Regions from separate parts of the Homo sapiens genome. Here region 1 is linked to region 2. Evidence: chromatin contacts called from ENCODE Hi-C data. All regions are on one chromosome and are shown on one strand. Each heading gives the region's core, a stretch centred on a gene start or an enhancer-like site at or near the end of the contact. The rest is flanking DNA. Distances are from core to core; before and after follow the strand shown. Region 1 overlaps ZNF827 (zinc finger protein 827). Region 2 holds the start of C4orf51 (chromosome 4 open reading frame 51).

Region 1 (4,945 bases), core at 974-3,473, 130 kb after region 2:
CCAGGCTGGAGTGCAATGGTGCTATCTGGGCTCACTGCAACCTCTGCCTCCTGGGCTCAAACCATCCTCCCATCTCAGCCTCCCAAGTAACTGGGATCACAGGCACACTCCACCACGCCCAGCTACTTTTTTTTTGTATTTTTGGTAAAGATGGGGTTTCGCCATGTTGCCCAGGCTGGTCTCGAACTCCTGAGCTCAAGCAATACTCCTGCCTTGGCCTCCCAAAGTGCTGGGATTACAGGTGTGAGACATTGTGCTGGGCCATGAATGAATGAACTTTCTTTTCACCCCAGTGATATGCACACCTCACAATCTTCTCATACTGCTCATCAAATATTTAATGATACTCAGATCTTTTTTTTAATTTAATCCTCATTCTGCAACATCTCTGTATTCTTCGACACTGGCAGAGAAGAATGAAAATAATCTAAGGGGAAAGTTAAGGACAGGTTTGTCAGGAGCCACTGATATCCTTTTTCTAACTGAACTCCTTTGTTAGGAAATTAAACAGATATAACAGAAATTAGAATGCTTATTATACATTTTGATATAACGACTGAAAATACCCTCCCACGGCAGCTATTATTTTATTAATTATACCTAAGTCACTGATACTTATGAGACCAATGATGCAATGAGACAGTACAACAGACTGTCCCATTGAACACTCTATTTTCAACAACCAAGATAGAGAAAATGGCGTGCAGTTCTTCTATCACACCTGGTGCCCTAAGATTAATTTAATTCATGAATCTCCCTTGCAAGGTTAAAAATAAGTAACCACCCTCAAACTTCAATCATTCCTTGAGTAAGCTTCGTGAACCTCCAAATGGAAATGACTGTGATCATAGTCGTATTTCATACAAGGATTTCACATCTTTATTAATAACTTACAGGATGTGTAACTTTAACGTTTCTGAAATGACTCTGCCAAAATTTGTTGGAATTTCACCTTCTGGGGAGTCTTTTCCTGACCACTGTTGTTTACACAAGATTGTTGTACAAGATGTTTAGCAGTCTCTGACAAAGACCTATCCTGTGTATAACCATAATTATTAAGCTTACGGCCTATTAACTCAGAGCACCATGAATCTTACCTTTGTTCCTTAACATCTTACTCCCTCTAAACATTTAATTTTTCTTTATAGAAGTGTTTCATGCTCATTATAGAAAACTAGAAGAAGAGAGACAAGGTGGTGGTAGGGGGAAACAAAACTAAAACCCTCAATCAGAGTTCCCATCATCACCCAAAGATAACTTTCATTTTTCTTTTTCATGTCCCAGTGCTTTTTTTTTTTGAGACATAGTCTCGCTCTGTCGCCCAGGCTGGAGTGCAGTGGCGCCATCTCAGCTCACTGCAACCAACGCCTCCTGGGTTCAAGCAGTTCTCTGCCTCAGCCTCCCAAATAGCTGGGATTACAGGCGCCCACCACCACGCCCAGCTAATTTTTGTATTTTTAGTAGAGATGGGGTTTCACCATCTTGGCCAGGCTGGTCTTGAACTCCTGACCTCGTGATTCGCCCGCCTTGGCCTCCCAAAGTGCTGGGATTACAGGCGTGAGCCACTGTGCCAGGCTGCTTTAAAAAAAAAAAACAAAAAACAAAAACAAAAAAAAAACAAAAAACAAAAAACATTAATTACTATGAAAGGCATGGCAAGTCTTAGTATGACACCAGTGATGATATTTTTAAAATAACACATTTTCGAGTGATAAAAGTAACAGTTGGGAGATAGACCAGAGTGCTTTAAAAATTAACATTTTCATAAAAATGAAAAACAATTTGACCAAAAATTGTGTCAGAAATAACTTTCACATACCGAAAGCTTGCCTACATGTTAAAAGCATTTGCAAGAGTACACATTTTTTTTTTTTTCCTGAGTAAACTTTCCCCTTGTTTTTCTGTGGGTGCAAGTGACTATACAGTACATAGAAAATTAGTGAGCAAAAAAAAAATAATTAGGATGAGTCACCTTACCTTTTAAGTCATCTTGCCACAAAATGGTTACCTACAATCCACATAACCAATTAATTCCTGCCTCCATACTCTAACAAAGACAGCCAGAATTTGGATCTAATCTTTTTTTATAAATCATTCTACCTCCAGGCTATCCCACTCCCTCATTATCCTGTTTCCTGGCCTCTTTCCCATTCCTATAATACAGCTGATTTCCCTGATAACCTCAGCACAGGCCCCTTTCCCAGGACCCTCCCCCATCATGAATCTTTCAAGCCTAATTCCATTGAAGTTAAAAAAGAAGCAACTCATTTGAGTGACTCATTCCTAGATACTTAGGGCGGAGAAACTAGATTCTGCAGCTGGATGAGTCATTTTGACTGGAAAGCCCCGATAGGAAAGAGGTTCTGTAGAGTGCATACAACAGAGGATGGGGAAATTATGAAGGTAGTAGGTACAGATAAACGCAGAACATTCAAATAGTGTTCCTTAGTCTGAAGCACTTTGATACCTTAAAGAGGAGTTCTACTTTGCAAATACCACTTTACAAGATTTTTTCCCAACATTTTCATTGAAAATATCTCCATTTACTTTAGCTGCTTTTAGGTCTACCATTTTTCTGGAGTCACAGTTATGTATTTGCTTGTTTTTTAATTTTATTTTTTAGAGGCAGTGTCTCTCTGACACCAAGGCTGGAGTGCAGTGGCTTGATCTTATTAATAGCTCACTGCAGCCTTGAACTCCTGGCCTCAAGCAATCCTCCTGCTTCAGCCTCCCAAGTAGCTGGGACTACAGGTATACACGACCATACATGGCTAATTTTTAAATTTTTTGCAGAGGCGGGGTCTTGCTACATTGCCCAGGCTGGTCTTGAACTCCTGGCCTCAAACAATCCTCCTGCCTTGGCTTCCCAAAGCATTGGGATTACAAGTGTGAGCCACTGTGCCCAGCCTAGCGTCATATTTAAATGTGGTTCTGCCAAAGTGGATTTTGTCCAAAGCTCCAGGAATATCCTCATGATAGAAACTTCCAGAGAGAGTTGGTGTCAAGCATTCAGTATGAGAATAGTATGAAAAGATATTTTCTCCTTTGTTCAAAATGAAACTAACTTATTGGTGTTTTCTGATTGAAACCACCTTTGCAAAGATGATGACAGTGAGAGAAGTCCAGCATGGCTGACTCCATTCTTGCTTCTGGCCTCACAGACTGGCTGCCTTTGCTTTTTCCTGGGCCTAGGGCAGGCTAACCATGGGGAGAATTTAGTTTATAATTTAACTTTGAAACAATGATGATAATAGTCCCTCCCTAAAACTAATGCCCTTCTGGCTCACAGACTGAAAACTAATAAAAGTCCACAAGACTAGGATTATGAGAAGGGTCTGAATTCTAAAATGAAGGTGTAGTTTCTATAATCCCTTACTGCTCAGGAGTCACGTGGCCAGAGGTCACAAGATGTGTCTTCCCCAGTTGCTTCTATAGATAACATCACTATTGTAGCATCTAAGATTGGTCTTTTGAGATGTTTTTCAGACAGCATTCTGGCAACTGACTGACCCCACCCAGACCCATGACTCAACCAGTCCTGTGGCCCCCATCCAGAGGTGGACTCAGCACATGAGGACCATTTTCTATACCCCTATGATTTCATCTCCAACCAATCAGCAGCACCCATTCCCTAGCCCCCTGCCCACCAAATTATCCATAAAAAACCTGGGCTCTGAGTTCCTGGGGAGACTCATCTGAGTGATAACTCCAGTCCTCCTGCTAGGCTGCCCTGCATTAATTAAACTCTTTACTGCAATAACAGGGTCTCAGTGAATTGGTTTTGTCTGTGCAGCAGGCAGGAAGGACCCATCAGGCAATTACATGATTATGAAAGTAACATATACTTCTTATAAAAATGGAAATTCATAAAATATAAGTATAAATTACTTGACATGCCAACTAAACTGAGGAAAAGCTAACATTTCTAGATTTATTCTTTCTGCTCTTTTTTTCCTGCATGCCCACCGTTTTACAAATCATGGAATCATACCATTCATGTGGATTTGTAACCTGCTTTATAGTTTCACAAACTGTATGAAAAACTCATTTAACTCTGGCTTCTGGTTAGGGGAGCTTACTGAAGGAAGACGGCTAGGAATTATTGCTTTATATTTTTAGCAGTTTACTTGATCTAGAGATTATTCATTATGGCTCCAAATTATTATATGAGTAAAGGCCAATTCTAAAAAAAAAAAGTGACTTGAACACAATGGTTTCCCACTTTACTTTTTTAACTTTTAGAAATTATAAGTGTAATGTAAATTGATGAAAAAAATAGAACAAAGGATATAAACTCAAAAATAAAAGAATGCCTCTCACTACTGTCCCCTTCTCCCAATCCCTGTCCTTTCCACTTGTCAGTGGTAATCACCAGTCACAGTTTAAGAAATTATCCATGCATATACAAGCTATTATGTACACATAAATGTACTGCCTCTTTTTTAAAACATAATGGGATCATGTCACGCATGTTGTCAGCAGCCAGTGTTTCCTTTTTTTATCTAACAATATGTCTTGGGCATTTTTTCAAAGAGATTCCTACAGATCTCCTTCATTCTTTTTTAATGGCTGTGGAGTTTCCCACTGAATATTCATGGTTTATTGAAAATGGTTTCCTACCTATGTGCATTTAGTTTGTTTTCAGGTCTTTATGCTGCAAAGTGTATTTTTGTCCATATCCCTTAAAGTTACTTGTTCAAGTCTATTTGTAGATTAAATTCCTAGAACGAGACATTGACGTCCAGCTCACAAACTAACATGGAGTGTTATACTTCTCTGCAACCAAGAGAACTCATTTCGCTTTTTTTTTTTTTTTTGAGTCAGGGTTTCACTCTGTTGCCCAGGCTGGAGTGCAGTGGCACAATCCTGGCTCACTGCAACCTCCGCCTCCTGGGTTCAAGTGATTCTCGTACCTCAGCCTCCTGAGTAGCTGGGATTACAGGCA
Region 2 (4,995 bases), core at 645-3,144:
CTATGACTTCTTTCAACAGTGTTTTGTAGTTTTCCTTGTAGAGATCTTTTTTTTTTTTTTTTTTTTGAGACGGAGTCTTGCTCTGTCACCCAGGCTGGAGTGCAGTGGCGCAATCTCCGCTCACTGCAAGCTCCGCCTCCCGGATTCACACCATTCTCCTGCCTCAGCCTCCCAAGTAGCTGGGACTACAGGCGCCCGCTACCACACCTGGCTAATTTTTTTATTTTTTAGTAGAGACAGGGTTTCACCGTGTTAGCCAGGATGTCTCGATCTCCTGACCTCGTGATCTGCCCGCCTCAGCCTCCCAAAGTTCTGGGATTACAGGCATGAGCCACCGTGCCTGGCCTCCTTGTAGAGATTTTTATTTTATTTTATTTCATTTTATTTTATTATATTTTATTTTTGTTTGAGATGGTGTCTTGCTCTGTCACCCAGACTGGAGTGCAGTGGCACAATCTTGGCATCTCTGCAAGCTCCACCTCTGGGTTCACGCCATTCTCCTGCCTCAGCCTCCTGAGTAGCTGAGACCACAGGCACCCTCCACCACGCCAGGCTAATTTTTTGTATTTTTAGTAGAGATGGGGTTTCACCATGTTAGCCAGGATGGTCTCAATCTCCTGACCTCGTGATCTGCCTGCCTCAGCCTCCCAAAATGCTGGGATTACAGGCGTGAGCCACCGTGCCCAGCCTCCTTGTAGAGATCTTCCATCTCCTTTGTAAGTTGTATTCCTAAGTATTTTATTTATTTATTTATTTTGTAACTGTTATAAAAGGGGTTGAGTTCTTGATTTGATTCTCAACTTGGTCGCTGTTGGTTTATAACAGTGCTACTGATTTGTGTACATTGATTTTGTATCCTGAAACTTTACTGAATTCATTTATCAGATCTAGAAGCTTTTTGGATGAGTCTTTAGGATTTTCTAGGTATATGATCATATCATCAGTGAGCAGCAACTGTTTGACGTCCTCTTTACTGATTTGCATGTCCTTTATTTCTTTCTCTTGTCTGATTGCTCTGGCTAGGACTTCCAGTACTATGTTGAATAGAAGTAGTGAAAGTGGACATCCTTGTCCTTTTCCAGTTCTCAGGAGGAATGCTTTCAACTTTTCCCCATTCAGTATAATGTTGGCTGTGGGTTTTACATAGATGGCTTTTAGTATTTTGAGGTATGTCCCTTCTATGCCAATTTTGCCTCAAGTTTTAATCCTAAAGGGATGCTGGATTTTGTCAAATGTTTTTTCCGTGTCCATGACCTTAATTCTTAACCCTGGCTGCTCTTTAGAATCCTCCAGGATTAAGCTTTAAACAAATAGTGATGCCTGGGCCCTACTCCACATGAACTAAATCAGAATCTCTGTGGTGGGGGCGTGGACTCCTGCTTATTTTAACAGCTTCCAGGGTGACTCTAGTGTGCAGCCAGCCAGAGCACCACTACTCTGTGACATATGAGAAGCTGTTGAGTCACCTGCTATTGTTGACATTACAAGCAGTTCATGTTCTCTTCCAGACACTTGGAGGTCTTTAGGAGAAGTGAATGCTTGGCACTGTTCTTTCATCTCTTGTTTCCACTTCTTGAACCACCATCATTAAGAATTACTGCTTTATTCATGATAGCAGTAAAATACAAATAATTTTGCCACCTGCTTTCTTGCCATAATTATGAAGCAGCATATTTCATATTTCTTAGAGCAAAATCCAGAAAGTTATATAACTTACAAATTTGTTAGTTAAAATTTACCTCCCTTGGGAGGCAAGGGGATAGCATTTGTGGAATTTTGTGATCTGTTGCTTGGCAACTATATCTAAGACAGTTAAGCTTCTGCACTCTGTGAACTGTTGAGTCACAAAGTTTGGTGAGCCCAGTCAATTGCTTCCTGCTACTAGAAGGAAATTAATTCTTCATTATGCAGAGGACTTGACAAGTTGTTTTCCAGAGAGGCCGTTCGTAGTTATGTCACACTACTTCTACTTGACTCCACAAATTCTTCTGCCCTTTAGCCCTCTTACTTCTCAAGAGTTTGATCTGATCAGACGCAAGGCTGGAGCATCTTGGCAGGATGAAACACGATGGTCAGATTCTTCCGTGACAACATACACAGGCAGTTACCGGAAAAAACAACTGGACAAGTCCATGTGCAGCCAATTTTCTTTTAGAGCAGGACAGCATGAGCCTGAGTGTAAACAGTAAGATTTCTTTGTAATTTGCACCTGGATATATCACTATAAATAGACAAGAGTGCTCTTAGAAGAAAGAGGTATTGTAGACCCTGAGAGACTTCATAGACTTTAACCCTCTGTATTTTCTTTTGTAAATGTCAGCAGGAAGAAGAGCTAAATGTCAGTGACCAGCTGAAATTATGATCCTATTCTCTATTTAGTATTCCTAAAATTACATATAACTACCTAGTCCTGAAAGGATATGGATATGAATATTTGACTAAATTTTGGGTATTTGGGGTTCTCTTTTCAGCAAAAAGGTGCTCCTGAGAATTTCATTTTGTTTCTTGTTTGGTTTTCTGGCTTTCAGGAGCTTAAAACTTCCTTCAGAGGAGGAAGAAATTCATGAAATCCTTCCCTACTCCCTACCTGTGGTTATTGCATTTTCTGAGTGTTTTCTGTAAGCCAGGCCCTGTGATAAGCCCATAATCAAAAAAATTAACTTCAGTTTATAAAGTGACTGGAACTAGGGAAATAAGTAATCAGCACAAAGTAAGGAGATTTTGTGGGTGTCTGGTGAGGGAGGGAGTGTTGTGTGTCTGAAGAGAGCTCAGTAAAATAGGTTTCCTCCAAGCTGGTTTGAAAGGCAGGCGAGGTGGGGAATGGAAAAGCACACTGCATGGAGAAAGAACCATTTAGCCCCAAGCACTGTCAAGGAGCTGCAAGGAGCTAAGTACATTTGAGAAAGTATAAGTGGGGATGTGGAAAAATGTCAGGACTTGTTATGAAATCTATCCATCTGTATATATTAATTGGTAAATATTTTATCCAAATTCTTGGAACATATTTGATAATCAGTTGAATTATTAACCTCAACTTCAGATAAGAGCAATAACCCACATAATACCCTGATAAATATTAGTTATATTTCCATCCAGACCTTTCCAAATCATCAAAACAAGTACTTAAAGATAAAATGTCTCAGAAGTACTTCTCAATTGGGTGCCTTATCTGGTTTAGTCCAACAAAGTATAATTTCTGCATTTTTAAAATAACTCTCAAGTATATTGACACTTAATTAGCTTTGGACATCCCTTTGCTACTTTTTCTGTGATACTTGAGGTTCATCTTGGCCAGGTAGTGAAGTTGTCTTAGTCCATTTTCTGCTTCTATAACACAATACCACAGACTGGGTAACTTATAAATAATAGAAGTTTATTTGGCTCAGGGTTATTGGAGAATGAGTAGTCCAAGAACATGGTGCCAGCATCTGGTGAGGCTCATCTTATTGCAGAGGGTGAAAGGTGGAAGAGAGCACTTATGATAGAGAGAGATACCAGAAACTGAACTTGCTTTATAAACAGCCTCCTCTTGAGATAACTAACCTGCTCATATGATTAATCTATTTGTGGAGGTTCCACACTTATGACCTAGTCACCTCTTATTAGTCCTTACCTCCCAAAACTATTGCATTGGGGATTAAATTTCTAACACATGAACTTTTGAGTGACACACTCAAACCATAACAGGAGTCTTTAAGCACTGCTGAGGTCCTGTCTGAAAATAGTGTTTGAAAGAAAGATGGTATCCAAACAGATCCATTTACCAGAGTAGGAAAAAAGGTACTATATTTAATAACTCTGAAAAAAATGCAGGAATAGGACATCTGGTGAAAATGTATAGGACCTGGAATTTTTTCCTATTCAGAGAGTGATCATTATGTGAATCATTCCAACCAAGGCGGCCTGTGACATTGCAAAACACAAAAGAGCATGAGCTTGTGAGGTTCATCTGTTTTTGGAACCTCAGAAATGTAAATATATTCTTTGCACAATTATTTCTTATTCTATTAGAAGCTAAGAAGAAGCAAGTGTTATAAATGAAGATGAAGCACAAATTGAGCTCATTTTGAAAGTACTGATTATATTCTAAATTTGCTTTGTTTTTAATCTTTTTCATGGCTAATTTTAGCCCCAAGGACAAATGTCTTTTTAAGTTCTGAGCAAAAGCTATTTGATTAAAATTCCATAAGGCTATAGAGAGACATTTTACATTGCTATAAAGTCAGAATGGTCCAAGGAGAATTACTGGGACAAAACATAAAATGACTGATCATTTAAAGTGGGTTAAGTCAGGAAAGTACTAAAATACACAAAACATTATACATTACACTTTTTATTCATCTTATTTATTTACCACATACATTGAATATTCATATTGTGTGAGATAGAAGAAACTTGGTAAAAGTCTTGATCATTTGGTTCTGAACCAGTTTTAACCGCAGATATGTAAATTTATAAACGTAATCAAAAGGATTCCGAATTTGGAGAATGAAATTAGTGTGATACAGACCTTAAGCTATTATGAAATATTGGTGTCAATCCCAGTTGTCTGCCATGGTTAAAATAAGGGAAGGGTCACATTTTGGAATTCCTAAGACAGGAACGTGGCTCAAGTATAAATTATTAAGTCTTGATTCTTTCTGTATTCAAGACAAGGAATGAAATGGCATACAAATTGGGAACAAATAAAACTGTCTTTGTTTGCAGATGACATTATCATCTACATAGAAAATCTGAAAGAATCAGCAAAAATAAAAAAATTTTAAAAAAAAATCCCGGAACTAATAAGCTATTATAGCAAGATTGCAGAATACAAGGTTAATATACAAAAATCAATTATTTTCCTATATATGAGCAATAAGCAAGTGGAATTTTAAATAAAAAACATAATACCATATACACTAGCATCTCCCAAAATTAAACACTTAGGTATAAATCTAACAAAATATGTACAAGGTCTATATAAGGAAAACTAAAAAATTCTGATGAAAGAAA

The links. Hi-C counts contacts between places; a loop is a spot of excess contacts on that map. Pooled maps may share reads with other maps.
Region 1: a loop to region 2 is called in a map of PC-9, with 6 times the contacts of the local background. The contact joins the enhancer-like site here to the promoter of C4orf51 in region 2. A Hi-C loop is called at or near these places in 3 of 168 maps with a recorded cell type or tissue (Calu3, PC-9 and gastrocnemius medialis) and 4 of 50 pooled maps.

What each region holds. Positions count from the first base shown.
Region 1 is chr4:145,806,193-145,811,137 of GRCh38, forward strand. The region is part of intron 8 of ZNF827 (zinc finger protein 827); the gene reads right to left. Among named protein-coding and RNA genes, the nearest start is that of C4orf51, 130 kb to the left of the region's middle. RefSeq lists enhancers at 1,145-1,364, 1,792-2,991, 2,221-2,410. Within about 2 kb of position 2,224, at least 10 of the 41 ENCODE cell types and tissues checked have a DNase peak (open chromatin) inside an H3K27ac peak, as active enhancers do; they include PC-9, where a contact is called at or near this core.
Region 2 is chr4:145,678,252-145,683,246 of GRCh38, forward strand. C4orf51 (chromosome 4 open reading frame 51) reads left to right here and starts at 1,895. Exons shown (of 6, transcript NM_001080531.3): 1 at 1,895-2,185. The coding sequence starts at 1,953.